Linked DNA regions of Homo sapiens: all the other regions are linked to region 1. A link is a loop called in an ENCODE intact Hi-C map of the cell type or tissue named here. Cell type or tissue: endothelial cell of umbilical vein. All regions are shown on one strand. Links, peaks and the distances in the headings refer to the core of each region. The heading gives the core; the rest is flanking DNA. Region 1 overlaps PCYT1B (phosphate cytidylyltransferase 1B, choline). Region 2 has its middle 55 kb from the start of SUPT20HL2. Region 3 overlaps SUPT20HL1 (SUPT20H like 1).

Region 1 (10,156 bases), core at 1,322-9,321:
TCATTTACAAATTTCTCTTGTGACTTGTCTATACAGGCCATATGTTCATTTTTCTACTAAGCTTTTCACCTTCTTCTTTTTGATTTATAAGCTCTGTCTATATACCGAGATCTATCATTTGTAGGTAAACTTTGCAAAAAATTCCACTATTTTTTGCCTTTTTTCTTATTTCATGGTGTTTTTTTTTTTTTTGAGGTACAGAAGTTTTAAAATTTTGTGTAGTCAAATGTCAATGTTTTCCTTTATGGTTTCTTTCTTTGCTTTTATGCTGACACCCAAAGGTATTTCTAAAACACAGATCTGATCAGACTCCGCCCTTGATTAAAATCTTTCTGGGTTTCTTGAGTAGGAAATCCAGTCTCCTTGTGGTGCTCTAGGTCCAGACCATTGCCACCCCATGGGCATTTGGGGTTCTGGCCACACTAAGCAACTTAGACTTAGTACTCCTTACTTAGCATGCTCTGTTTAGAAAGGCCATCCTCTACTAGCCCCCATGGACCCACTCCCCATCTCCACCCACCTCTTCCTGGGCATTATCAAAGACCCAGCTGAGACATGACCACCTCTTCTACCCTCTTCTTCCCCCCCTTCCTCCTGTGTAGCACCTGGTCCCCAGAAGATCTCTGTAACGGTTTGTAAAATGAATAACCCAAAGGACAAGCAAAGCCTAAGATGGTAAATAGGAGAATTGGCTTTCAGGGCCAGTTTTGTATCAAAGGATTGAACTGAGTGGCTGGGGGCTAAGGCTCAAATGTGAGCAATTGAAAGACCCCAGGCAGCACAGGCAGGATGCTCAGGAGTTGGTGGGATGCAGCGTCTGGGAGGCTGAGCAGCAGGCAGCAGGCACAGTAGGCTGGGAGCACTGGGGGCCCAGTGGGGAGCTTCAGGGAAGGGCTCAATTCTGAAAGCACCCAGCAACCATCACATGAGGTCCCAAACTGGTAAACTGATCTTAACCACCGAAACCTCCTCCCACCCCACAGTCTTCCCCAAACTGGGAAATGGCATCACTGCTTTCCAATTTCTTGGACCCGAGACTGCAGTCACTTGATTCCCGTTCCTCCCACACCCCATGTCCCATCTGTCAGTGAGTCCCGTTGGCTCTACCATGAAAACATAGCCAGACCACATACTGTAGGATTCTATTTTGATGACATTCTAGAAAAGGCACAACTGTAGGGACAGAAAACACATCTGTTGCCAGTGGCTGGGGGAGGGGAGACTCCAAAGGGTCATGAGGGAATTTGGGAGCTGATGGGACCCTCCTATGCCTTGATTGCAGTGGTGGTCACTCAACTGTATGCATTGTCAAAACTCACAGAACTGGCCGGGCGCGGTGGCTCACACCTGTAATCCCAGCACTTTGGGAGGCCAAAGTGGGCGGATCACGAGGTCAGGAGATCGAGACCAGCCTGGCTAACACGGTGAAACCCCGTCTCTACTAAAAATACAAAAAATTAGCCAGGCCGGGTGGCGGGCGCCTGTAGTCCCAGCTACTGGGGAGGCTGAGGCAGGAGAATGGCGTGAACCCGGGAGGCGGAGCTTGCAGTGAACCGAGATCGCGCCACTGCACTCCAGCAAGACTCTGTCAAAAAAAAACAAAAAACAAAAAAACAAAAAAACAAAACAAAACAAAAACTTAACAGAACTGTACACTAAAAAGGGTGAGTTTATTATACCTCAGTAAAAATATGGGGGAAAATATACTAGGAATCCTGCCATTTTTCAGCACACTGCCATCATCCCGGGCCGGGCCAGGCTCCATCACCATCTTGGATTTTTTTTTTTTTCTCTTGAGACGGAGTCTCACTCTGTTGCCCAGGCTGGAGTACAGTGGCGCCATCTCGGCTCACTGCAACCTCCACCTTCTGGGTTCAAGTGGTTCTCCTGCGTCAGCCTCCCCAGAAGCTTGGATTACAGGTGCCCACCACCCTGCCCAGCTAATTTTTTGTATTTTAGTAGAGAAAGGGTTTCACCATGTTGGCCAGGATGGTCTCGATCTCCTGACCTCAAATGATCTGCCCGACTTGGCCTTCAAAAGTGCTGGGATTGCAGGCATAAGCCACCGCGCCTGGCCTTGGATTCTTATTGCAACGGGCTCATAAGTGGGCTCCCTGTTCCTGCCCCCGCCTCACTGCCATCTGTTCCCAACACAGCAGTCAGAATGGTCTTTTGAAAACAAGCAGCAGATTGTTAATCCTTTGCTCAGAATTCTCCAGAGGTTTCTCTTCTCAGAGGAGACTGTACGTGAAACTGCCGCCTGATATGTCTCTGGCCTGATCTCCCGCAGTGCCTCCCCCTCTCCCTTCCCCACCAGCTCGCTCCATACTGCCACGATGGCCTCCTCCTCTCCTGGGACCTGTTGCATGGGTCCCCTCAGACTGAAAGGCAGAGTTCTCACAATGGCTGCCAAGGCCCTCCATGGCACAGCCCTCTGTGCCTTCTCTGGCAACCTCTTCCCAACCGCCTCCCTCAGCTCCTCCCCATCTATCAGCCCTCAAGGCAGCCGCGGTGCCCTGCCTGCGCTTCCTGGGTGTGCGTTCCATGCTCCTTTCTTGGGGTGCTCTGTCTGGAGTGCGCTGCCCTCTGATTTCCATTCACCTGGTCCCTCCCCTTATCTCTTCCAGGTTCTTCACTCAAGAAGCGTTTTCTCAGTGGGGCCTTCCCCGAGCACCCTGTTTGCAATCGCAGCTGCCCTGCTCCCAGCCCCACTTGCTATCCTCTCGCCCTCTTTTTCTCACAGACCACAGATCCATCTGACATACCATATTTTGTTTATTGTGTGATTCCTCCTCATATCTGTGAGGGTATGAGGTCAGGGGTTTTGTTTTCTGCCACCCCTCCAGTCCGTAGGTCATGACTACTTGCCTGGCTAGTCAGAGACACTCAGTTAAATTTTGTAGATGGAAGAAAAAAAAGGAAGAAGGAAAGAGTGTTAAGAACCAGTGGTAGCTGGGCATGGTGGCTCACGCCTGTAATCCCAGCACTTTAGGAGGCTGAGGTGGGTGGATCACCTGAGGTCAGGAGTTCAAGACCAGCCTGACCAACATGGTGAAACCCCGTTTCTACTAAAAATACAAAATTAGCCGGGCATGGTGGCGGGCACCTGTAATCCCAGCTACTTGGGAGGCTGAGGCAGGAGAATTGCTTGAACCTGGGAGGCTGAGGTTGCAGTGAGCCAAGATCATGCCACTGCACTCCAGCTTGGGTGACAGAGCGAGACTCTGTCTCAAAAAAAAAAAAAAAGAGAAAAAAAGAACCAGTGGTGACTGTAATCTTCTGTCACTACCCCTGAATATCACTCGGTTCCTTACTATACATAGTCTTGGACAACACGGGATGTGGTATGAGTGTAGGTTTGTGGGCTCAGGAGTTTTGGGGTAGTGGCTCTCCTGCCTGCCTTACCTTTTTGTTTTGCTGCTGCCTCAGATTGCAAAGTTAACAGATGCCTTCTCTCCAATTTATCTTTAGAAGCAGATGTTCCAGGAGAGGAGCAGCCGGATGCTGCAGGCCTTATCCCCGAAGCAGAGCCCTGTGAGCAGCCCAACCCGGAGCCGGTCCCCTTCCCGCTCCCCATCGCCCACCTTCTCATGGCTTCCACTCAAAACCTCACCCCCTTCCTCACCCAAAGCAGCCTCAGCCTCTATCAGCAGCATGAGCGAGGGGGATGAGGATGAAAAGTAGAGGCTGCTGGGAGGCAAGAGCCGCACCATGCAGGATGGGGAGGAGGGCGAGAGTCACAGGGTTGCCTGGGTGGTGTTTGAAGGGTAATAGTCACAGGAGCTGCAGCTCAGCAGAGAGACCCTGAACTCTGCTAAGGGAAGGTCTTGGGACCAGTTCTCTCTCACTCTCCGTACAGCTGAAGAGTTGGGCGAGGTGCAGAGACTTCTAGCTGGACAACCTACACAAACCTTAGCGTCTAGAGTCACTCTAACCTTGCTAAGGAAGGATGCAGAGTTCCCTAGAGAGACTTGCACTGATGGGGTGACTTCTGCTTTGGTCCTTCCACCACCCCCACCAAGTAAACCACCTGTGGCAGCGGCTGTTCCCTCAACCTGCTACTTCTGCGTCCATAAGGGTCCTGCACGTTGCCTCCCACCACCCCAGCTCTGCCAGAATAAAATTGTTTCCAATAGAGGTGGCAAAGTGCTTCTGAAATAGTCGAGAAAAAGACAGATTCCAACCTCCTCAGTCCAGCCACTGAGACCTGATGTTGGAACGCATCAGCTCCTTCCAGTTCCATGAATGTGGCTCATAGACAAAGCCTTGCTTTAGGCTGGTTATAAAAGGTCATCTAGTGTGAACCTTAACTTTTTATTCAAAGGACAGTTTTGTCAAGAACTCCACGTAAGGCCTGATGTGCTCCTGGTTGTACTTTCTCATCACTGGTTTGACTTCATTGTTTTGCAGAAATTACCTTAATCCGTGGGAACTGCAACAAAGAAAAACTTCCTAATATATAAAAAAGAGGAGCTGCTTTGCTTTGCCTCCAGGTTTAGCGGACAAGAAATGTCTCCTGAAGCTTCTCCTTAAAGGATGCTATTATGGAATGGCTTTTCCCATTTCTGACCAGTTAACAGTTTCATAGACCTCAAGTAACAGTTTGAGGTATCAAACATAGTATACCAATAGGGGGTGCTACCTGCACGTATCTGTTCTATATATGCTCCAATATGTCATCCCCGGGTGTATCCCATGTGCAATATGAGTATATAGTGGTGGCATTTTATAATAGACCCCACTCCTGCGCTCCACCATAATACTCCTCTGAAATCCTTGGTCTCAAGAAACATCTGTTCTCTTGTGACTTGGGCACTTTGTCAAGCTTATTCCAGATTCCTGTGGAAACGTTTTATCCCAACCAGGAAATTAGTATTTTGTTCTCGTGGCCTCCTATAACATTTTTGGGTGAAGGAGAACTCAAGACTTTTTACAGAGAACTGTGGGCTCAGTTATGATCTCAGCATCTGAATGGTCTAGGTAGTATCACCATTATCTCTGGCCCTAGGTTTGCCAAGTAGGATGAAGACTCTAAGTGTTCCTGCTGAGTTGTCCAAAGGTCCTGCTCCTTAGTCACCTGTGCGAAATGAGCAGGGAGAGTTAAGGCATAGAACCAAACTCTTTGGGTTATTGTATGGGTATGCCAGTAAATTCAGACACAGAGCTGGGGTCTGACTGAATAGAGGCCCAAACCAGCAACTTGTAGGCAGAGCCCAGAATCTCTTGTGATAGAAATACCCCTTTTCAGAGGCCTTGGGAACCAGCCTTCTAGGTGACAAGGGGACAACCAGTGAAGGAAGGCGGCATGTCTTTCCCCTTCTTGTTGGGGTTGAACTACCTCCCTATCCACTTGGAGATGAGTGCTGTCTGCTGTGAAGCAAAACTATGAGGCTGAGCTGGCTTGGAACCTCTTTGTTCTTGGCACTTTCCTTCTCCAGGACTCTGGGAAGCACTCATATGGGACAGAGGGCTGGCAGGAACATGGCATGTGAAGAAGAAAACTTCTTTTTGCAGTCAAGGGCCACCCAGAATATTGCTCTTCAGAGAGGGACAAGGGCCTCATTCTTCCATTTGGTCTCTGTCTTCCATCATGCACTCAGGTCAAGCCATGCAAGTCTGCCTACCATTTGAGTTAGTTGGCACTTGTAGCAGTGAAGGATGAGGCCAGCCAGGCAAGGGAAGGTGGCGGGAACAAGGGAAGAGAAAAGGAGGAAAGAAGTTCCTGGAGGGAGGAAAGGAGGATAAAGAAAATCTGCTCTCATAAAACCATTTCAGGACCTCACTTTACAGGTGAGACTCTCTTGGGAAGGCCTTTGTGCCCCTGCTCCATGGCCCAGGGCAGATAGATTCACTTTTACCTGAATCTTATACTCTGGAGCAAATAGTGTATCAGGCTGACTATACATTTGCAGGCCTTACACGCCATACTGACAGGTGCCACTTACGTGACTCATCAGATAATGTCACCATTGCTGCCAATTATGGGAAATAACTAATGCCTATTCCAGGGATGAGCCCAAACCACACATAAATGGGTTCTAAATCTCACCCTCCTAACCTGCAGTGAGTCCCCCCGTTCCACCCTCTTGAGGCTGCAAATCTACTGAGAAGGAATGGGAAGGATTCTACAACCCAACTTTTGATACTTTTTGGCCATCTCTCAGTCTCTCCCAGCCCCTACCCCCACACCACCTCCCTGCTCCCAGGCAGAGACCGGGTTGCACTTTGTTAGGGCCAGCAGGTCAACTGTAATGGCCAAGAGTGAGTTAAGGCTGGAATGAGAAATATGCCCCAAGCTTGGAGGGGTAAGCAGGAATAACACAAAGCAAGGAAAGAGATTCTTTTTGCCCTAGTGAGGAAAGGAAGCTTCAGAATGAGGGCTGGAGGATAGCAACTTAGGACTGCAGAAGGGGGCAGCTTATGAAGATGGGAGAAAGTGGGACTGAAGTTGTAGGGGAGCAGGAGGGTAGTGATTTTCCGCTTTTCTTTCTTTCTTTCTTTTACTTTCTTTCTCTTTCTTTCTCTCTCTCTCTCTTTCTTTTTCTTTCTTCTTTCTCTTTTTCTTTCCTCTTTTTCTTTCTTTCTTTTTCTTTCTCTTTCTTCCTTCTTTCTTTCATTCTTCTTTGTTCTTTCTTCTTTCTTTCTTTTTTTTTTTTTTTGAGATGGAGTTTTGCTCTTGTTGCTCAGGCTGGAGTGCAATGGCACAATCTCGGCTCACTGCAGCCTCCACCTCCCAGGTTCAAGGGGTTCTTCTGCCTCAGCCTCCCAAGTAGCTGGGATTACAGGTGCCTGCCACGACACCCAGCTAATTTTTGTATGTTTAGTAGAGACGGGGTTTCACCATGTTGGCCAGGCTGGTCTCAAATTCCTGACCTCAGGTGATTCTCCCGCCTCGGCCTCCCAAAGTGCTGGGATTATGAGCACGAGCCACGGCGTCCAGCCGATTTTCCGCTCCCTTTCAAGTGTTAACTCACCCCCTGACAGGTGAAGAGGGAAGGGTTCCTTTTACGCACAACCAAGGTTAGCAAATGCCCATGCAGGATATGGGGTCCCTGCCTCTCTGGTTGCTTCATTTCAGCACTTCTATATTAGCTGCTTATGGGGACCCTAAAATGAACTGGTCACCCCTCCACCAGCTAAGAAACAAGGGTGGGATTGCTGTGCCATAAGTCACACTGAACGACTTGCTTCTGGCAAGCATGCTCCTGTGTGTCAGGACCTTACCAAGGCAAAGAAATGCCAGGCTCAAGAGGAGCAGGACGTGAGACATTGGCCTGGCTTCTAACCTGGTCTGAGTGGAAGAGACACAGCTTAGGGATTTCAGTTTTGCTCTTAGGCTACTAGATACTGTTATTTCACCCCCTGAGGGAGGGACAGGAAGAGCACGGATTTATTTTCTCTCCGTCTTCAGTACTTATTTTAGCATCTAGTCATACCCCAGGGAGAGATGCGAGACGGTGTCACTGGCTCAGCTGAAGCAGATGAGCCCGTCTCTAGCAGAGATGTGCCTGTTTCTTAGGCATCCGTTCAGCACTAGTCTTGGCCATCAGATTTTTAAAAAAGAAATAGCTCATGAGGCATTTGCAACTTCTCCTCTCTAGACTTCTTTCTAGTTTTCCTCTGTTGTGTCACTGCGATGTGTCCAGGGACAAAGCCATAAGTAGAGCATACATACTTAAGACTATGCTGTACATATAAGACAAGACCTGTCTGGGTTAAAGCACGACCTTATGCCCAAGCATTTACTCTGGTGCTGAATAACGCGAACTACTGGAATCAGCCTCCCCCAACTCTGCGCGCCCCCTGCCCCCCTGCTCCTATCCCATTCTTGCTCTCAAATGGACCACACCATTCTCAACTCGTTTATAAATAAAGGGATGCAGAATTGCACTTTCGTGTGTCATTGTCATGTTTCTTAAGTGTGCTGCTGTGTGTTCCTATTTATGAACTAGCTCAATGGGGAAAAATACAGGCATTGCAGCAGCTGTCCTGGCCCACCGGCTGGCTCTGCCCAGCTGTGGCCCCAGCCCTTCAGAAGGATGTGACTGTGCACCGTGCAGAGCAGGGCAAAGCCTTGGAGTTGCCAAAGGCCCCACATTTGACTTGAAAGCTAGTTAGGAACAGCACCACGTGGAGGGAAGCTCACATGGTGAACCCAGTCAGGACCCTGCATTGTAGGCTCCACTACTAACTGACTTTGTGACCTTGGCCTAACCTTTTCACTTCTTTGGCCTCAAGGAAATTATTTCTAAGGTCTCCTTTGCCTGTAAAGGTCTCTGAATGTATGAGGCAGGCTGCATTGCCCCAAGCTTCTACCAGCTGTGATGCTGTCACTGAACGACCATGAGAAAGTACTGAACTCTCACGGGAGAGGTGGTCTTCCAGTCCCCTGGGGCCTCCACAGCCGCATTGGTGACTGGTTTCATGCCTTCAGCCTCCACACTTCTAGCATCAAGATAAAAGGCTCTAGAGTTCCATCCACTTTTCTTATCTTGTCACTTGACGGAATGCTTCCCAAGTGTACCTAAACTTTGGGAAGTGGCCATTTCAACCACTTTTCCATCTTTGGGGAAAAAAAGCTTCTTTGATCAGCTAGACACAGATAGATGGGGGTGGACGCACTAAATCTGGATCCCAAATGTCAACAGCTAAGGCAGATGTCAATATTCTGAGAACTGTGCTGGTGCCCTCCACTCGCCAAATTAAGGAAATTCCATTAACTCCATCTGGAGAGGTTGCGCTTTTTGAAATGACCACAGTTCTGACATTAGCCTCGGGTCCAGAATAAATAAAGCCAGGCTGGTAGTCAGCAAGGGAATGAATTTTAAAATGGAATACCTATTATTCGTACACCATACTATTTGGTTTCACCACATAGATCAAATGCATTCTTGACAGGTTGTATTTCAAGCAACAGTTACAAGTTTCTTCTTGACTTCCATGATGCCTCAGACATGTTCTCAAGGGGAAAACAATCAGTTACAAGGTGTACTAAAACCCATATTTAAGAACCTTGATATTTGCCCCCAAGAGAATTAGCCTTTGTTAATGAACATAATTCCTGGGGGAAAAGGTACACTATCAAAAGTGTTCCCACACATATCACACACACACAGTCCTCTTGTCTTGGAGTCTTCATTGGTAACTGGAGTTGAATGTTTAGGCAACTTCTCCAGGTATTCAGCAGGAACTATTAGATTAAAAGGACTCCCATAGAGATGCTTTTGAGACAGAGTGTGACAGTTCATAAGCATCAAAGTATACTTGGTGATCAACTTCTTTAAGAAACCATCAAGTAGAAACCAATCAAGAGTAAAATCTGAAGATCTCATTAAGAGCCCAAATATCTGTAGCTGATAGAAGCCTTATGTTAGTCTTTGACACGACTATAATGTGTATTCTAGAAAAGGCACCATATTGACTAAATATCAGCTGCAGTTGACCAAAATGTGAGAAACTTGGAGAAATGGTCAGAGCAGGGTTGACATGTACTGTTCCTAGAAACAATTTTTTTTTATTTTTTGACACAGAGTCTCGCTCTGTCACCCAGGCTGGAGTGCAGTGGTGGGATCTCGGCTCACTGCAACCTCCGCCTCCCAGGTTCAAGCGATTCTCCTGCCTCAGCCTCCTGAGTAGCTGGGATTACAGGCACACGCCACCATGCCTGGGCTAATTTTTTTTTTTTTTTTTTTGTATCTTTAGTAGAGATGGGGTTTTATCATGTTGGCCAGGCCAGTCTCGAACTTTTGACCTCAAGTGATCTGCCTGTCTCGGCCTCCCAAAGTGCTAGGATTTACAGGTGTGAGCCACCGCACCCGGCTTCACCTATAAACAATTTCTATTCTCCTTAACTTTATAATCTTTCTTGAGTGGAGGTGAAATAATTAAGCTACAAGCTTCCTGTACTCTATTCATAAAGAGTTCTGATGGAGGGATTAGCTACAAGTAAAATATTTGATCTGTAACCTTCGATTTAAAAAGAATTGATGATTCTCTACTTGAAAGAGTTGGAGTACTTTACCCTTTCCACAGGGACCTTTTCAACGGACTATACTTGCAAATATCCCTGTCACTCTAAAATGTCCAAGTCCAAAGAAAACTTGTCATCATCTGCCATGTGCGTAGCAGGACATGACCCATTACATAGCTTGAGAAG
Region 2 (10,156 bases), core at 1,159-9,158, 300 kb after region 1:
CATGGGACTTTACCTTGTGATCATGTGAGTCAATACTCCCTAATAAACTCCCTTTCATAGACACATCTATCCTATTAGTTCTGTCCCTCTAGAGAACCCTGACTAATACAGTGACCAAGGGTGAGAGCAATGGAGATTTGAAGTCCAGGGTGCAGAGCATGTGGGACCTTGCAGGTCTTAAGAACAACTCGAGTGTTATTCTGAGAAAATGGAGCAGAGGGATTGAACAAAGGAATAACACTATTTGACTTAGGTTTTAACGAGATTGTTGGCAGCTGTGGTGAGAACAGAGTGCAGGTGGGCAAGGACAGAAGCAAGAAACCGTTTGGGAGGCTATTTGAATAGCCCAGGTGAGAAATGGTGGTGGCTTAGATCTTGGTAGCAGTCAGAGACAGAGGGAAAGGTCAAGGGAAATGGCTGAATTCTGTCGATCATTTGAAAATATAGCCAAGAAGATTTGCTGACAGCCTGGATATGGGTTATGGGAGAAAGGAATCGAGGATGACACTAAGGTTTTTGTCCTGAGCCAGTGCAGCTGAGGTGAGGAAGTTTGCAGGAGTAGCTTGAAGTAGAGCGGAGGGTACACATCCAAGACTCTGATTGGGACAGGCAAGTGGGGTGCCTAACACATGTCCAGATAGAGATGTCTAGTAGACAGTTGGATGTACAGCTCAGGAGGGAGACAGGTTCAGGCTTGAGATATAAACTGGGGAGTTATCGACATATAGATGGCTTTAAAGTCCTGAAACACTAAAGGAGATGACAGAGAGAGTAGATACAAAAGAGGTTTAAGGATTAAACTTAACACTTGGAAGTTGGGAAAATGAAGAGGACCCAGCAAATGGGACAAGAAAGAGTGCCCAAAAAGAGAAACCAAGGGGGACTCCATCTCAAAAAAAAAAAAAAAAAAAAGAAGCCAGGTCGGGCACGGTAGCTCACACCTGTCACTCCAGTGATTTGGGAGGCTGAGATGGGAGGATTGCTTGAGCCTAGGAGTTTGAGACCAGCCTGGGAAACATACCAAGACCCTGTCTCTACAAAAAATTTAAAAATTAGCCAGGCTAGGCCAGGCACAGTGGCTTCTGCCTGTAATCCCAGCACTTTGAGAGGCCAAGGTGGGCAGATCACCGGAGGTCAGGAGTTCAAGACCAGCCTGGCCAACAGGGTGAAACCCCGTCTCTACTAAAAATACAAAAATTAGCCAGGCGTGGTGGCAGGTGCCTGTAATCCCAGCTGCTCTGGAGGCTGAGGCAGGAGAATGGCTTGAACCTGGGAGACAGAGGTTGCAGTGAGCCGAGATCACACCATTGCACTCCAGCCTGGGTGACAGAGTGAGACTCTGTCTCAAAGAAAAAAAAAATTATCCAGGCATGGTAGTGCACACCTGTAGTCCAAGCTACTCTGGAGGCTGAGGCGGGAGGATCACTTGAGCCCAGGTCAAGGTTGCAGTGAGCTATGATAGTGCCACTGCGTTCCAGCCTGGGCAACAGAGTGAGACCCTTTCTCAAAAAGAGAGAGAGAGGAGACAGCTGGGCATGGTGATGCACACCTGGAGTCCCAGCTACTTGGGAGGCTGAGCCAGGAGTTTAAGGCTATAGTGTGCTGTGATGCTTGAGCCTGTGAATAGCCATTGTACTCCAGCCTGGGCAACATAGCGAGACCCTGTCTCTTTAAAATAATAAAAGAAGGCAAAAGAAGTGAGTAGGGTATTGTGGGAGCCAAGGAGTAAAGTATTTCAAGGGGAAAGTGATCAACATGTCAAATGCTGCCACTAAGGACTGAGAAGTGACCATTGGACTTTGCAAATGTTGGAGAGCTTTTGTGACTAGGGCAGTTGCAGTTTGGTAGAGAGATGAGGTCTGATTGGGTAGGTTCATGGGAGAATAGAAGCAGAGAAATTAGAGACAATAAACAGAAGCAACTTTTTTTTTTTTTTTTTTTTTTTTGAGATGGAGTTTCTCTCTCTCTCTCACCCAGGCTGGAGTGCAATGGCACAATCTCGGCTCACTGCAACCTCCGCCTCCTGGGTTCAAGCTATTCTCCCACCTCAGCCTCCTGAGTAGCTGAGATTACAGGCGCCTGCCACCACACCCGGCTAATTTCTGTATTGTTAGTAGAGATGGGGTTTCGCCATGTTGGTCAGGCTGGTCTCAAACTCGTGACCTCGTGATCCACCCGCCTTGGCCCCCCAAAGTGCTGGGATTACAGGCGTGAGCCACCGTGCCTGGGCTTTTTTTTTTTTTTTTTTTTTTTTAAAGGCTGGAGTATTGAGCAGAGCACATACGGGCTGGAGTGCAGTGGCACAATCATAGCTCACTGCAGCCTTGAACTCCTGGGCTCAGGCAATCCTCCCACCTCAGCCTCCCGAGCAGCTAGGACTACAGGCTCACACACCACTATACCCAGGTACATTTTTATTTTTTTTCTAGAGACAGGGTGTCACTGTGTTGCTCAGGCTGGTGGTCTCCAGCTCCTGGCCTCAAGCAATCTTCTTATCTCAGTCTCCTGAGTCACTGGGATTACAGGCATCAGCCACAGGGCCTGGCCCAGAAGCAACTCTTATTAATTAATATCAAAGAAATAGTAGCACGTGTGCTGATGGGAGTGATGCGGTAAATAGGAGAAAACTGGTGATGTGGTAGAGAGGAAAGAATTGCCACAGCCTGTTCTTGAGAGGGGATAGAATCTAGCACTCAGTGGAGAGGCTGCGGTTGGCTAGGAACATAAGTCATTCGTCTTATTGGAGAGGAAGTGGAGTATCACGGGTTCAGATGCAGGGGGAAGGGAAGCTGCTGTGCTGGGAACTTGTGCACATGCTCTTCTAATAATTTCCATTTCCTCAGTGAAGTAGGAAGCAAAGTCAAGCTCAGCTGAGAGAGTGAAAATAGAGGAGGAGAGGTTGAAAGTTTGAGGAGAGAGTTAAAATATCCAGTGCTAAATTTTGCTTGGATTTCTATGCATCGAAAGCAAGCTCTTCAGTAGTTAGAGCACAAGACATACCAAGCCCAGGAGGGAGTTAAAGCAAAGTCCGAAGTACATTGTAAGATCAGTGTTGGCAGAAGGGAGGGAAGAGAGGAGTGCCAAGGACGCCAGGATGCCCGCAGCAAGACAGGAAGTACCCCAAAGTGGACAAAGGGCATACCAGGTAGGGGGCCAGAGATACCAGTAATGGGGGCCCAAGTTAGACCCCACTGTGAGGTCTGTCAGTGCCTCCAGGAAGCGATAGATAAAGGGCATTCCCTCCATTGTGCCTGTTTACTCCCTTCAAATGGAAGATGGGATGTAGAAGGTCAAGTAGGCCAGGAAGAAACATTTGTTTGCAGGGCCCCCCACCTCCAAGTGGCTGCCCCAGCTTCCCCATTAACACAGGGTGTGCTGTGATGATTATGCCTGTGAATAGCCATTATACTCCAGCCTGGGCAACATAGCCAGACCCCATCTCTTTAAAAATAGTAAAAAAAAATGAAAGAGAGAAGGCAAAAGAGGTGAGTGGGATATTGTGGGAGCCAAGGAATAAAGTATTTCAACGGGAAAATGAAAGTATTTCAAGGGAAAAGTGGCCCAGCTCTTCCATTAACACATGGCAATGGAGTGGGTGGCAGGGGGATGCTATAAGGAAGGAGAGAAGGATGATCTTCTGCACTTTAACAAGCTCCCAGTGCGAGAAGACTGTGGTTCTCAAGTGTGATCCCCAACCAGCAGCATCAGTTTCACCTGGGAAATTGTTAGAAACGCACATTATCGGGCCCCACCCCAAACCTGCTGCTATGGTTTGAAGGCATCCCCTCCAAAATTCATGTGGAAAGGGTATCCCCATGGTGGTGGTATTAAGAGATGGGGCCTTTCAGAGGCGTTAAGCCACGAGGGCTCTGCTGTCATGAATGGATCCGTGCCATATAAAAGGGCTGCAGGGAACGGCTTAGGCTTTTTTTGCCCCTCTGCCCTCTACTATGTGAGGGTGATGCTAGGAGAAGACACCATCCATGGAGCAGGCCCTCACCGGACACTAAACCTGTCGGTGATCTTGGACTTCCTTGATCTTGGACTTCCCAGCCTCCAGAACTGTGAGGCAACATTTCTGTTCTTTATAAATAACTCAGCCTCAGGTATTTTGTTATAAATAACTGAGTCTCAGGTATTTGGTTATAGCAGCACTACGAGACTAAGACATCTAGTAACTCAGAAACTCCGAGTGCAGTGAGGCCCAACAAGCTGTGTTTTAACATGATCATTGGTATGTACACCAAAGTTTGAGAAACAGCGCTTGAAGGCAGCCTGCAGCAGTTTCTGTCTGTTCTTATCCAGTACTGCCACCTATTGGGCAAGCTCTTCAGAAGCTCTGAGGTTAATACAAACATTAGGAAAAACAAAAGGGAATTTCCTTTTTCAATATTAAATAACTTTACAAACCAAAAGCAAACCCTTTGCATTATGCAAACACTAATTTTCCATGGTCACAATGAGTGTATTTAGACTCTTCTGTTTCTTTCATAAAACATTTTGTACCTGCTTTCCATGTATTCACCTAGTAAAACATAGAGTTAGTATTTTTGTTATAATATTCCATCAGGATAAAATTACGTAGTCACAGTGACCACACATTTCAAAGTAAACTGGATGCATGGTCTGGCCAAGCATAAACAGGTGAAGACAATGTGACCTGATATTTGGAATTCATACCATCTGTGGAAATCTTAGACGTTTGTTAGATCACAAATTAGTCTGTTGTTCCACGGTTTTATATGCTTGAGCTCTTTCTGGTTTTCAGTAGTTACTATCAATAAGGTAATAAGTACCATGTTACTATAGCTGGGTAGTTGTTTCTTTGGGATTATAATCCCTAAAGTAAAATCTCTAGCCCAAAATGTATAATAACAGACAGCATTATTTTAAATAAGTTAAAAAAAAAAACTAGAAATAACCCAAAGGTGTTTGCAACAACCTTATCACAACATAGTGCCAAGGAATCTTGCCAAGGTTCCTGGCTTCCCAGCATCTTTGGAAGCTTTGTTAGTCCTGCCTCCTTGGTAGAAGCCAGAAAACTTGCTTTCTCGGCTTCCTTTGCAGACAGTTCACACACGACCCAGGGCTCATCCATCAGCCATCTCAAAATCGGACTGATTACAAAGTGAGCAATGTGAAGAAGCAGGAAACACATGGAACCTACTTTCTGGTGAGGGTGGCAACGGCATCCAGAATCCAGAGGTTCTGGAATCCAGTTCTCAGTATCACAGGTGCAAGCTGTGGGTCCACATCCAGTGGTCTTCACTGGACAGCCAGTGATGCGGTTTGAGCAGTACTCCAGGCTGAGTAACATTTAAGTCCAACACTCCGGCCCTCTCAGAGATCTGTGAACTAATTTTCTTTGTTTGTTTGTTTGAGACAGATTCTCATTCTGTTGCCCAGGCTGGAACTCAGTGGCACGAACTCGGCTCACTGCAACCTCCGCCTCCTGGGTCCAAGCGATTCTCCTGCCTCAGCCTCCCGAGTAGCTGGGACTACAGGCACCCGCAACCACGTCTGGCTAATTTTTTGTATTTTTAGTACAGATGGGGTTCCACCATGTTGGCCAGGCTGGTCTCAAACTCCTGACCTCAGGTGATCTGCCCACCTCAGCCTCCCAAAGTGCTGGGCTTACAGGTGTGAGCCACCGCGCCTAGCCCGTGAACTAATCTTCTTTAATAAACTCCCTCTTGGGCCAGGCGCAGTGGCTCATGCCTATAATCCCAGCACTTTGGGAGGCCAAGGTGGGCGGATCATCTGAGGTCAGGAATTTGAGACCAGCCTGGCCAGCATGGTGAAACCCTGTCTCTACTAAAAATACAAAAATTAGCCGGGTGTGGTAACAGGTGCCTGTAATCTCAGCTACTTGGGAGGCTGAGGCGGGAGAATCGCTTGAACCCAGGAGGCGGAGGTTGCAGTGAGCCGAGATCGTGCCACTGCACTCCAGCCTGGGTGACAAGAGCAAAACTCTGTCTCAAAAATAAATAAAAATAAACTCCCTCTCTGCCTGCATGATTGTTCTAGTACTTTTGCTACATTACAAATCAACCTAAAACTTAGTGGATTATGTAGTTTAAGTAGGGTTTCTCGATCTCAGCACAGTTGGCATTTGGGACCAGATAATTCTTTGTCCTGGAGGCTGTCCTGTGTCCCTGCAGGATGTTTAGCAGCACCCCTGGTCTCCACCCACTGGAAGCAAGTACCACCATGCACCCACCTCCAAGTTATGACAATATCTCCAGGCATTGCCACACATCCCGGGGCGGGGTGCAGCGCGGTGCAAAATCTCCCCCAGTTGAGAATTACTGGCTTAAAGCAACATTCAAGTATTGAGGACTGTATTAGCTGGGAGGGTCTGGCTTAGTGTGATTCATGCAGTTGTAGTCAAATGGTAGTTAGAGCTGGACCAGTGGGGGATTGCAGCAGCGGGGGGCTGGCTGGAAATCTTTTTCTTCTCATGTAGCCTCAAGGGCTCTTCCCATGATCTCTCTGTATGAGCTTGTTTGGGCTTTGTCATAGCATAGTGACGTCAGGTTTAACTACTTGTATGGAAGCTCTGGGCTCCAAAGGGGTGTCTCAAAAAACTAGGTAATGCCTCTTAAGACCTAGCCTCAGAAATCACATGTTACCATTTCCACCATAGTCACAAGATTCAAGGGGAGGGAACACAGATGCCACCTCTCCATAGGAAGAATGCTAAAGTTACATTATAAGGTCATGTGGAATGGGAGACATTGTTGAGAATTTCTTTAGGAAAATCTCATCTGTCCCAGTGATCAACGTCACTACTCATCAGGAAAATGCAAATTAAAACCATGAGATACCTCTACAAATCCCCAGAATGGCTAAAAATAAAAAGGCTCATAATACTAGGTATTGGCAAGGATGTGGAGCAACTGGAACTTTCATACATTGCTGATGGGAATATAAATTGGTACAACCACTGTGGAAACATTATTTAACTGTATCTACTAAAGCTAAATACATGCCTGGTCTATGGCCCAACAATCTCTTTCCTAGGTTTGCACCTAAGAGAAATAAATGCATATGTATACCAAAAGACATGAATGAGAATGTTCCTAGAAGTTTTATTCAGCATAACTAAAAACTGGAAAAGAACCAAATGTCTGTCAATAGGAGAAGGAATATGTGATCTATTCATCCAATAGAACATTACACTGCAATACAAAAGGACAACTTATATACACAACAAGGGTGAATCTCCTAACTATATGTTCAGCAAAGGAAGTCAGACACATACGTATGGTGTAATTCCATGTATATAATGTTCAAAAACAGGAAAACTAATCGATGATGATAGAAATCAGAGGAAATGGTTACTTGTAGTGGGAAGAGGGGATTCATACTGGGAAGAGGCACAAAGAACTTCTGGAAGGCTGAGGAGGATCATCTATATTTTGATCCAGGTGGTGATTACACAAGTGTATACACATGTAAAAGTTAAGGTGTATAATGTATTAACTCTCTTTGAGTACTTTATTCCATTCCTCAGTAAAAAGTAGAAATAGGCCGGGCGCAGTGGCTCGTGCCTGTAATCCCAGCACTTTGGGAGGCCGAGGCAGGCGGATCACCTGAGGTCGGGAGTTCAAGACCAGCCTGACCAACATGGAGAAAGCCCATCTCTACTAAAAATACAAAAATTAGCTGGGTGTGGTGGCACATGCCTGTAATCCCAGCTACTCGGGAGGCTGAGGCAGAAGAATCGCTTGAACCTGGGAGGCGGAGGTTGCAGTGAGCCAAAATCGTGCCACTACACTCCAGCCTGGGCAACAAAAGCGAAACTCTGTCTAAAAAAAAAAAAAAAAAAGTAGAAATAAAATTCCTTTGCTGTTTAAAAGTAGTTAGTAGATTCTATCAGTTAAACTAAGACCTTCACCCTTCACGTCAGGAGGATGGTGACCCTTGCTGCTAGGAGGTCCGGGCTCACACTGCAGCCACAGTGTTCCTATGAGGCCTGCCCCTCTGCCAGTTAGGCCCTCTAGATAACCATTTCCACTAGGGATGCACCCAGGAGAATTTTCCTAGGGGAGAGAAGTACACAATCAAGCATTGTAACCATAAAATATTAAAAGCTTAGCAACCAAAAAATGTATCAGTGAATAGCAGATTATACACAGCTGAAAGATAAACCAGGAAGCTGAAGGCTATATTGAGAAATTTTCCCAGAACAGAGCACAGAGATAAAGAGATGAAAAGAATGAAGAAAATTGTAAAGACACATGGAGAAAAGATTCAGTAGTTACAAATTCCTCTAAAAGAATTTCCAGAAGGAGATAATTGAAGCAATATTCAAAAAATAATAGTCAACAAATTCCTGGAACTGCACCAAAACACAAGTCCTTAGATTGAGAGAGACCTCTCTGAATGCTAATCAGGATTTAAAAAAAAAAAAAAAAACATAGACACTGTGGTAAATTTTCAGAACAAGAAGGATGAAGAGCTACCTAAAAGTTACCAGAAGAACAAAAAGACCCCCCAAAAATGAGAACAAGATTAACATGAGATATCCCATCAGCAAAATGGATGCAAATATATTGATCATTGCTGAAGTCAAGGGAGGGATATCTGGGGTCTCATTGTGTTATTCCTTCTACTTTTCTGTAAGATTAAAATTGTTCAGAGTAAAAAGATTTTTTTTGTTTTTTTGGTTTTTTTTATGGATGCAAGAAGATAATAGAGTAATAGTTGCTAAGTGCTGAGGGAGAATATCTTTGGTTTTTGTTGTTTGTTTGTTGGGTTTTTTTTTTGTTTGTTTGTCTGTTTTTGAGATGGAGTTTCGCTCTTGTTGCCCGGACTGGAGTGCAATGGCGCGATCTTGGCTCACTGCAAGCTCCGCCTCCCGGGTTCAAGTGATTCTCCTGCCTCAGTCTCCTGAGTAGCTGGGATTACAGGCACCCGCCACCACACCCAGCTAATTTTTTGTATTTTTAGTAGAGACAGAGTTTCACCGTGTTGGCCAGGCTGGTCTGGAACTCCTGACCTCAGGTGATCCACCTGCCTCAGCCTCCCAAAGGGCACACTCTGCCAGGGAAAATATCTTTGAACTTCAAATTCTATATCTATTAATATTGTCCTTCGAGAATGAGGGCAAAATAAAAACATCCTCAGATTACAAGGACTCAGACATTTGATCATAACAGATGCTCCAAGAGCACTTCAGTAAGAGAAAAATGAAACCAGGCTGGGCACAGTGGCTCACGCCTGTAATTCCTACACTTTAGGAGGCCAAAGCGGGAGGATCGCTTGATCTCAGGAGTTCAAGACCAGCTTGGGCAACATAGTGAGATCCCATTTCTACAAAAAATACAAAAATAAACAGTCAGGAGTGGTGGCACATGCCTGTGATCCCAGCTACTCAGGAGGCTGAGGTGGGAGGATCACTTGAGCCCAAGAGGTTGAGGCTACAATGAGCTGAGATCACACCACTGCACTCCAGTCTGGGTGACAGAGTGAGACTCTTTCTCAAAAAAAAAATAAATTAATTAAAAAATGAAACCAATGAGAAGTGCGAGACTTCCAAACTGGCTGTTCTTTTTCAATATCGTTTTGATTATTCTGAGCCCCTTACATTCCATATGAATTTGAGGATCACCTTTTTTCATATCTGCAAAAAGACCATTAAAATGTAATATGAAATGTATTAAATCTTTTTAAAATTGTGGATATTATTGCCATCTTAACAATATTAAATTTTCCAGTTCATAAATAAAAAAAAAGAAACCAAAAGAAACGGTAGGATGCCAGAAGCAATAGACAACAAAGAAATTAATAAGATACGTGGTAGGTCTAAATTATTGCTTATAAAATTCATAGTCTTTAATACCAAATTGTAACTAAAATTCAAGATATATCAACATGGAAGAGATAGGAGAGGGAGGAAGGGAATTCAACCCTTTTTTTTTTTTTTTTTGAGATGGAGTCTCACTCTGTCGCCCAGGCTGGAGTGCAGTGGCGTGATCTCAGCTCACTGCAGCCTCCGCCTACTGGGTTCAAGCGATCCTTTCACCTCAGCCTCCTGAGTAGCTGGGATTACAGGCACATGCTACCATGCCCAGCTAATTTTTGTATTTTTAGTAGAGACGTGGTTTTGCCATGTTGCCCTGGCTGGTCTCGCACTCCTGGCCTCAAGTGA
Region 3 (10,156 bases), core at 702-8,701, 190 kb after region 1:
ATTATGTCTATCGGTCATCACAGCAACTTGGGGAGGTTGGAACTCTCAAACCCATTTTGCAGATGAGGACACAGAGGAGGCTTATACAGATGAAGCAGTTTGCCCAAGGTAAGTAGACAGCAAGCATCAAGAGTCAGGATCTGAAAGGCCACTGTTTCAACGATGGTATGCCACCTCATGTGAACTTTGCATTTTCTGATTTGATTAGGGAAGACAATGACCATGCACTAAATGTTGAAAAATGACACATTCAATGGATGGAAAAGATATTTTAGTCTGAATGTAATTGTTTTGGGATTGGGCCGTCCTTTTCAAACTTGACTGTGTATACAAATCACCTGGGAATCTTATTAAAATGCAGATCCTGCTGGACGTGGTGGCTCACTCCCGTAATCCCAGTGCTTTGGAAGGCCAAGGCAAGAGGATCGCTTGAGGCCAGGAGCTTGAGACCAGCCTGGGCAACATATAGAGACCCAGTCTCTACTAAATAAATAAATAAATAAATAAATAAATAAATAAATAAATAAAATAAAATGCAGATCCTGATTCAGCAGGTTTGCAGTAGAGCCTGAGATTCACATTTTTTTCATTAAAAAATAGTGCTCTTTATTATAAATTACTGAAATGTTTCTTTTCTGAATAGAAATATAAATATGTGCAAAGTTTGACTTGGATTAGGATTTTATTGAGTTCTTCAAGCATCTCCTAATAGCCTCGAGGGCGTGAGTAGGGGGGAGGAGAGAGGACTGGAGGTGGAATCTTTATAAAAGAGTGATTGAGACATTGTAAACATTATTAAAAAACAAGAAACGAACAAAAAAATAGAGAAAAAAACCACCCCAACACACAACTGCCCTGTCCAGCCCAATACCTGACACAGAAAACTTTGTGTTTGTTTAGTTGCACCCCCCCCACTCCCCACCACACACACACACACACACACACACACACACACACACACACACACAAATCTGTTCCAGGTAATTCCATCGCTGCTACATTCCTGTAAGTTGTCACTGATCAGTGCTATGACAGAGCGGGAGCACCTGGGGTGGCAGCAGTCAGCATCTCCGATGACCTCCAGCTTCCCTCACCCAGGCAGGAGGGAGGGCTGTGCAGGGGCTGGGGGCAGTGGGACCTGGTGGCTCTGCTCTGACCACGAGGCGCCTCACTGGCCAATACTTACTGGGCTAACACTCCCAGTGCTCAGCTGGAAGGCATGGGTTTCCGCCCCCTCCCCACTTCCCTGTCTGTGGGCTGGCTGGGTGCCCTCCGGTGAGTCCCTCAGCCTCTCCACGCACTCCACGCATCCAGGCTGAGTGTGTGGCTTTCCTATGCTGGGTCCGTCTCCATGGTACAGGGAGCATTTAAGGCGAATGAGAATCACATTTCTAACCAGCTCCCAGGTGATAACGCTGCTGCTGAGCTGCAGACATTTCAAGTAGCAGGAGATGAGATACAGTGTTTCTAAATGTCTTGTTCATGTATAATATCATTTGATCCTTACCTAAGCCCTGTGAAGTAGCCATTATTATTTCTACCTCTTAGATGAAGAAGTTGTGAACTCTTAATCTTTAATTTAAAAGGTGAACAGTATTGTAGCTCCTCAGTGCATTTATACTATCAACGAATCTAGGGGTATTCTTTCAAGTACAGTGGGTATAAAAGTATGGTTTGACCCCCAGGCTCTCCCCCTCCAATTCCTCCTTCGCATTCCTGCCTCATAAACTATGCTAAACCACAGCTCCAATCATAGCGTTTCTCCCCCAATGGTGGCTCCCCAATATTTCCCAAATTAACTTCATATTTCTCATTTGGCATTCAAGACTGAAACTGTAGATTTTACATCGAATTGTATGAAATTGCCTTTTTAATGGAGCAAAAGTATCAAATATCAACAATCTCATATGGTTCGACCTAATATTATCTGCCTCATATTTACTTTGTTAAACTTCTCTATAGCCTTTTTCTTTTCCATATTGTAATTATTTTTTCTCTTTTTTTTTTTTTTTGGAGACAAGGTCTTACTGTATCACCCAGGCTGGAGTGCAGTGGCGTGATCTGGGCTCACTGCAATCTCTGCCCCCAGGTTCAAGCGATTCTCCCACCTCAGCCTCCCCAAGTAGCTGGGACTACAGGCACGCACCATCTCACTCAGCTAATTTTTTTATTTTTTGCTAGAGACAGGGTTTTACCATGTTGGCCAGACTGCTCTTGAACTCCTGACCTCAAGTGATCTACCTGACTTGGCCTCCCAAAGTGCTGGGATTACAGGCATGAGCCACCGCACTTGGCCCATATTGTAATTTTTAAGTTTCTTGTAATTTTAATACTTAACCTGCTAACGACCAGCCCCAACTTCTGGTGAAAAAATCTCAGAAAAATAAAAAGAAAATGTTCCCTCTTCCCTGCAGCTTCAGAGAAGCAGACACTATTATGTGACACAGAGCCAGTCCCATGTCATAAAATTCTAATGGGGAACATTCATGCAAGTATCTATCCCACTCTCCTTGCCAGCGTGGAGGCTTGGATGAAAGACCATAATCCTAGTCTGTTTTGTTACTATAAAACTGTCCTTGGAAGTGTTATTTCTAAAGAAATGTATCTCTTAAGTTACCTGGATATCAGAGTGTGTTGCTATGTCCTGTGAAATGGCACCTATAACACCTAAAAGTCTGCAACTCTGGTTGGTCATCTTATTAAATAATGTGTTGCCCTGGTAATAATAATACGGAAATTGTCAATTCTGTTTTCCACAAGGTAACAAATATTTCGGTTAGAAGCCTTTGTTAAGTGGAAGAAGAGCTTTAGAATTTCTTTTTCTCCCTTTAGGCATTTTCAATCCTGTGATTCTGTTGGCTTCCTTATTCTTATTCTTTTTCTTTTTTCTTTTTTTTTGCAACAGGGTCTCAGGGTCTCACTCTGTCACCCAGGCTTGAGTGCAGTGGTGCAATCATGGCTCACTGCAGCCTCCTTGGGCAAGCAATTCTCCCACCTCAGCCTCCCGAGTAGCTCGGACTACAGGCACGCACCACCACGCCTAGCTAATTTTTTTTTTTTTTTTTTTTTTTTTTGAGAGAGACGGAGTTTCATCATGTTGCCCAGGCTGGTCTCAAACTCCTGAGCTCAAGCAATCCGCCTACCTCAGCCTCCCAAAGTGATGGGATTACAGGTGTGAGCCACCATGCCCCACCTGGCTTCCTAATTCAAACAGTAGAATCTGTCTCATTTAAATTACCAAGAAGATCCATGCTACGGAGCCAGCCTGTCTTAGCCCTTTCCTTCACTTCCGCTCTGCACGTACACCATGCTATAGATAGCGCCTCTTCTGCGCTGATCATCCTCCACTGTTCCTTTGCTCGTGTGATTCCTCTACTTAGAACACCTTCTTCCCGCCCCCATCTAAACCTAACAAAATCCAAGCCAAGGTCACCTGAGGGTCACCTCCTTTGTGAGGCCTTCCCCAATTCCATCCAGTAAGATTTATTTTTAATGATATTTGTCATCGTCTCCTTGATGTAAAATCATTTATTTCCCTTCTCTCTCTGAGTAGACTTTAATCCCACTGAAGACAGAGAATGTGCCCTACTCTTCCCCACCATTACCTAGCAAAAGGCCTTGCATGTAAGCATGCTCTCAATACTTAAAAAATGACATTGAAGGCCGGGCACGGTGGGTCACACCTGTAATCCCAGCACTTTGCGAGGCCAAGGCGGGCAGATCACATGAGGTCAGGAGTTCCAGACCAGCCTGGCCAACATGGCAAAACCCCGTCTCTACTAAAAATACAAAAAATCAGCCAGGCATGGTGGCAGGCGCCTGTAATCCCAGCTACTCGGAAGGCTGAGGCAGGAGAATCGCTGGAACCCAGGAGGCGGAAGTTGCAGTGAGCCGAGATGGCACCACTGCACTCCAGCCTGGGTGAGAGAGAAAGACTCTGTCACACACACACACACACACACACACACACACACACACACACAAGACATTGAAGCAGTTTCCCTACAATCAATATTAAGGGTCATCTTGATGTAATTGACCTCTAAAACCAAACCCCTCTTCTTCCCCACCATACCTTGAAGATTCTAGGGCCTGACTCATTATCATCCTCTTCAACACTATGCCAGCAGTATGAATTCTTGATGATTTTGGTATCCACATAGATAATCCTTCCAGTAGCCTGGGCCTTCAACTCCTTGACCTCCTCTCCTGCAAAGATCCTGTTAAGACATCAACCACAGGCAACCACACTACCATGGTTTTACAGTAGAACTCATCATTATCAATAACCATAAGAGCCTCCATAATCTCAACTTCAAACCTCCCACTCTCCAAACACTGCCAAACAATCATTTCAAAATAACTGGCTTCTCAGGGAGTATGAAAAAGATGCATAGCTCCAAATATCACTTGTTAAAAATCACCCCGTTCCCCTTCCCCTTCTTACTTCCAGTGGAAGTTTAACATTTCTGTAGAGGAGCCGCTTAGAGCCCAAGAGTAATCCTGCTTAGAAGAAGGCAGGGCATTAGGGGATTTGTTTTGAAGCTCTATTTGCATAACACTTTACACAGTTCTTAGAAGCATCACTTTTCCATATCAAAGAATGCGCTCCATAGCGAAGACAGGCGTAGAGAGCTAAAGTTTCTCAAGCTGCCTCCCGCTTCACACTGACTTTCTCAAGTCTTACAATAAACTCGTTAGAGTTTATCAGACTCACCCAAAACAGTCCTTCCAAAACCTGTCTCACCAGCCATAGGCCTCATCGCTTTTCCTTCTGCTCTTTCCCATTGGAAATTGGGAGGGCAAAGCCAGAGATCTTAAATAGGCAAGGATGGGAGAAGGCTGGGAAGCACTGTGTGTGTGTGTGCTCGTGCGTGTGTTCGCGCGTGCGTGTGTGCGTGCTTGTGTGCACGTGCGTGTGTGTGCTTGTGTATGTGCGTGCGTGTGTGTGTGTGCGCGCGCGCGCGCGTGTGTGTGTGGCGCTCACGCATGATAGGACTTTTCCTGTTGTCCCAGAGTTGCCAAAGGTGGAAACAAAAAGCATCAGGTGCTCCCACATCCTAACGAGGGGCTGCAACCAGCCAGCAGACACGTTCTCAGAGAGTACTAAGAGATGGCAGAACTGGCCCTATTTGGACTCTGACCGTTCCCTTCAACCACTCTTTTCCAGCCTCTGTAGCTACGGGAGGATGGGAAGGGGAGGGAGAGAAGTTGAGTGTTCCTGGGGTGGAGGGGGGAGCTTTTCTTTTCTTGGGACAGAGTAGGAAGGGGTGAGGAAAGGAGTGCTGGGACTCCCCTGCTCTCCCAAGCCAAGAGTTGTATGTAGAAGGGAGACCTCTAAGAGGGTCGCTCCTGGAGAGTCGGAGGTCTGCATGAAGGCAAAGTTGGCATCCAGTTTTACTGCCTGGGCTCGTGTGGAGCTGCACAGACCCGCAGGCCCACACTGGACCACCCTGGAGCCTTGGAAACTGTGGGCGAGCTTGACGCATATTCTTTGAGGGATGTGTTGTATGTGAACCTGGAGTCTGGTGCCCCCTTGTGGTCTAGAGACATCTGAACGTGAGCGGTTCAAAAGGTACTGAGGGGCGGTGTGCCCGGAAAGCAAATGGGAGCATCACTTCCACCTTGATCCCGTGAGCCCACAGCTTCTGAATTTGGAAAGGCTCCACAGGAAGGAGCACAGCAGGGCTTACTAAGAGAGCCGCTCTTCAAGAGGCCCCAGAGGAGTCAGAATCCAAGTGAAGTTCAACACCGTCGCCGCAGAAAAAAGAACCAGCCCCGTGCTCAGAGACCCTTCACCTCACTCAGCAAATCAGAGCATCACACCTGCAAAAGGACCATTTTCGCAGGAAGATTTCTCTCTCCCTTCTCTCGTCCTCCCCCACCCACCAGACCAGAGAATACGATATTGAAATTGTAATTGGGACTGTCAGCTTTACCAAACAAGAGAGCCCAGCAAGTCATGAGGTCCACCCAAGGTGTCATTAAAGGATGGGAAAAGGGACTTGGTGCTGCATGGTTGAAAGCAGTGGTTGGGAAAAATAAAATGGTTTCACCTGTATAGTCCACCACTGAGTTGAGACTCATCAATGCATCAGTTACATGTACCCAGGCACAAGGCATAGACTTCAGAAGCAGACAGAAAGGGAGCTGAAAAATTGTGCCACTTAATAGCTTTATTGCCTCAGGCAAGGACTATCTGAGCCTGTTTCTTCACTTGCAAGTAAGGATAATCATACCTAATGGACATTATGACTAGGTTATTAAAAGGATTAGAGGCAGCATATATAAATGAATAGAAGCTACTATTTATTGATGGATGTGTTGACACATGGAGGGGGCTGTTTCCAGTTTCCCAAGACAAAAGACAAATAAAAAGAACTAGTAAAGTAGAAATAAAAAATAAGAAGTGAGGAATGCTGAAGTGCCAACCATAAATGTAAACGCAGCGATTTGAGCTACAAATTTGGTTTTGAGTTTCCCGGCAGCTGAGGCACAAAGAGAAACCTCAGAACTTGCACAACTACAGTTATCAGAAAGGAGGAAGGATGCCTTCTCAGGAGAGACAAAGCTTTTCCTGGCTCCAAATTTCAAAAGCAACATCTCAGAAGTTTTTCTGCATTGGCTTGTAAATTACCTGAAACCTTGACTAATCTTTACCAAGGGGTTTCTAAAGCTTTAGAACTAGTGATGTAGTAATTGGGACTGGGACAAATTATTGAAGGTGAATGACCTAGATCTCTACACTCTGGATCACAGTGGTATTCTGCAGCAATTACTCTCCTATAATTCTTTAAATTCTCTCAGTTGAACTTTCCCTGCTACATTCATTGTGAGATCACCCAAAGGACAATTAGACTCACCCCTTCTACCTCAAAGAAATGTTTTTATTTCCAACTCATGCAGAAGCTTCAGACTGAGGACAGATTTAAATAAAAGTATAGATATATTTTTAGATGAAATAGCTACATTCAAAAGGCTTTTCTCTTTCCCAGATGTAATTCTGGCCTACAAAAGCCACACTGCTCTCCCTTCAAAGGCCACAGTCACCTTTCAGGGGTATTAGCACATGAAGTAAACAGCCTTTGCAAAACAGTGCTACAGGTGAGCTTTCCCACCCCAACTGCAGAGGCACCTCCACTAATCTGCAAATGCTAACGTGGGTTTCCAGGGAAGTTGCCAAAATAAGCTCCTGTCCTCCCTCACCTTTACTTTAATCCCCAAATAGGTTTTGCTTTTACCATATGGTAATTATTTCCAAATCATAAGTGCAAACACTCACTCTGATTGGAAAATTAGCAGATTTCAAACTCAGGTAATTTGTCCCTAATGAGGAACTTGTTGAACTGAATTTAACAATTAACTCGCACACCCTTTGCTGCCTGCTATGGGAGTAAAGCAGGGAAGACAGAAGGGCAAGTCGAGGGCTGGGGCCTGGACTTCGAGTACAAGATAAAGGTTGGGATGGGGGGAAGGTGTGTTAATGGGGCTGTAGGAATATCAGGAACTTGACTATTCAAATGGATATAATATCTATGAATTCATATATAAATGAATTTCAAACATATGCCGAAGTAGAATAGTATAATGAGTCTCCATATACCCATCAACCAGCAGCTCCCACAATTATCAACTCATGGCTGATCAGGTTTCACTTCTGCAGGAGGAGCTAGAGACCCAGAAGATGCACAGGAAGGAGGTGCAAAAGGAAGAATAAAAGAGTGGTGCCGGCCAGGCACGGTGGCTCACGCCTGTAATCCCAGCACTTTGGGAGGCCTAGGTGGGTGGATCACCTGAGGTCAGGAGTTCGAGACCAGCCTGGCCAACATGGTGAAACCCCCATCTCTACTAAAAATACAAAAATTAACTGGGCGTGGTGGCGGGCACCTGTAATCCCAGCTACTTGGGAGACTGAGGCAGGAGAATCACTTGAACCCGGGAGGCAGAGGTTGCAGTGAGCCGAGATCACGCCACTGCTCTCCTGGGCAACAGAGGAAGATTCCACCTCAAAAAAAAAAGAAAAAAAAGTGCAGTGCCTCTCCTCTCTCCCACTCCCTTAGGTTCCAAGCACTTTAGGGTAGATACGGGTTGTTGAGTTGACTGCTGGGAAAATGAGTGTCCTCCTGGTAGGTCTTTTGCATATGGCTGTACAGAGCCTGGCAAAAGACTGACCTTTTCCACCCTCCTCGCTCCATGGCTGGGGCGACTTGATCCTGCAGGTCCTGGCCCAGATGACCATAGGCCATGAGGATCTCAAGAAGCTCCAGCCCACTACATGCAATCAGCATCATAAATCTCACTCCACCTGTGTGCCCCAAACCCAGGTCATGCCTGATGCTCTGTCCCCATAATCTGCTTTGCTCCTGTCCCTCTAGAACTGCGCTGACCCACACAATAGCCACTAGCCATACATGGCTATTAAGCACTTGAAATGTGACAAGCAAGACTGAGGAACTAATTTTAAATTTCATGTACTTTTAATTAATTTAAATTTTAAAACTTGTACTTGATTCAATTATGGGAAAACTTCCAAGTATGTTTGGAAAGTGAATCTACATTTTCAACTATAAGGTTTACAAAATCTAAATACAGATCAAATATTTGATGAAAATTTGGTATATGAATTGAGAGTCTCTGCAGTCGGAAGCCTCATGTAAAATGCCTCATTGAGAATTTTAAAATATTGATAACATAGGAATGATATTTGGGATATATTTGGTTAAACAGAAATTATTATTAAAATGAATGTCTCGTTTCTTTCTACTTTAAAAAAATGTGACTACTAGAAAATTTAAAATTATATATGGGTCTCATATTATACTTCTATTGGATAGCCCTGTTCTAGGGCTAGAGTCCTCTCTTCACTTGCAATTATTCTCAAGGAATATAATCCTGTTCCCAAATTCCCACCCTGTGACAAAGGCTCAATTCCACCTGACATGTCCTGTTGTGCTGGGCCTACCTGGATTTTCCTGGATGCTCATCTGCAAGCCTACCTTCTCTGCAAACTGTCAGAACATTCTAGGGACAACTGCTTTCACACAACCACTTCACCATCAACGTTCTGCTGTTAAGCCCTGAACATGCAACCTGCAGAGAACTAATTTTGAATTTGTCCTGGGATAGCATCCAGGTTCTCATGATACTAAAATAAATAAAAAGTTTACTCACAAAATGTAGCCAGCTAATGTCTTCAAAAGGTACCCTGTATCAAAGTACCAAGTAGGTGGGGATAATTAGAAGGAAATCAACAAAGTTTGCCAAACAGTCATCTGAAACAAAGCTGAATTTATTTGCCTGCCTGGGAGGAAAGAGCCACATCACTCAAGCACAAGTTTGGCTGGTAGCTCCATGTAGTACTTGAAAGGACCAGATAGACAACAAAGGAAGGAAGTAGACCAAATCTGATGATATTCTGAGTTCAGGTCTCTAGTTGGCACCCAAAGCTAAGGAGAAACTCTTCTTTGCAACCAGTCGTTGCACTGGTTCGCTTCTTAAAAGTGCAGGCACCATTTCCAATTATGCCCAGGATGATCTGATGGACTTGGTGTCACTCAGGAAATTCGATGTGTTTTCTTGAAGTTGGCCAAGTCTTTCTTTAACAGCATCAGTAGCACATTAGTAATAGGTTTTGTCAAGTAAGATTAACCAGTTACCTGCCTCTTCACTGATGTCTTTTGGAACTGCCAGACCAAACTTCTTTTCATTTCGTTAAGGCAAAAGGCAGAGAAACATACATGTATACTTAGAAAAACAAATATTATATAAACATGGTACCCTTCAAAGCTGTAACAGAGCAAAATATAAGAGGCACTAAAACAAATACTTCTACACAAATGTTGACAGCAGCCCTATGCACGACAGCCAAAAGGCAGACAAAAACCAACTGTCTATCATCGGATGAATGTACAAAATCTGCTACATACAAACAATGGAATGTTATTGAACCACAGATAGGAATGAATTAGCAATACATTTTACAACATAGATGAACTTCAAAAACATTATGCCGAGTGAAAGAGGCCAGACACAAAAGATCACATACTGTATGACTACATTTACAGGAGATATTTAGGTAAATCCATAGAAACAGAAAGCAAATTGGTGGTTGCCAGAGGCTGGGAGTGTGAAGATGTCACGCTAGTGCTTAATGGGT

The links. A loop is a pair of places that touch in the nucleus more often than their neighbours do. Peaks named below come from ENCODE experiments on the same cell type or tissue, not always from the same donor. Only the 100,000 strongest peaks of a DNase experiment are listed, where the experiment ranks them.
Region 2: a loop joins it to region 1, with 13 times the contacts of the local background. A loop is called at or near these places in 2 of 110 quality-filtered maps.
Region 3: a loop joins it to region 1, with 18 times the contacts of the local background. A loop is called at or near these places in 4 of 110 quality-filtered maps.

Annotation. Positions count from the first base shown.
Region 1 is chrX:24,555,821-24,565,976 of GRCh38, reverse strand. PCYT1B (phosphate cytidylyltransferase 1B, choline) reads left to right here. Exons shown (of 8, transcript NM_004845.5): 8 at 3,472-7,890. The coding sequence ends at 3,684. Among named protein-coding and RNA genes, the nearest start is that of PCYT1B, 86 kb to the left of the region's middle. RefSeq lists a silencer at 4,559-4,718. In endothelial cell of umbilical vein, for the core only: no CTCF peak of the experiment used is centred there; a DNase peak (open chromatin) is centred at 4,636.
Region 2 is chrX:24,253,915-24,264,070 of GRCh38, reverse strand. No RefSeq gene overlaps it. Among named protein-coding and RNA genes, the nearest start is that of SUPT20HL2, 55 kb to the left of the region's middle. In endothelial cell of umbilical vein, for the core only: a CTCF peak has its summit at 4,314 (motif pointing left); a DNase peak (open chromatin) is centred at 2,780.
Region 3 is chrX:24,366,955-24,377,110 of GRCh38, reverse strand. SUPT20HL1 (SUPT20H like 1) reads right to left here. Exons shown (of 1, transcript NM_001136234.3): 1 at 9,272-10,156. Among named protein-coding and RNA genes, the nearest start is that of SUPT20HL1, 11 kb to the right of the region's middle. RefSeq lists enhancers at 591-1,117, 4,830-5,605. In endothelial cell of umbilical vein, for the core only: a CTCF peak has its summit at 5,538 (motif pointing left); a DNase peak (open chromatin) is centred at 5,520.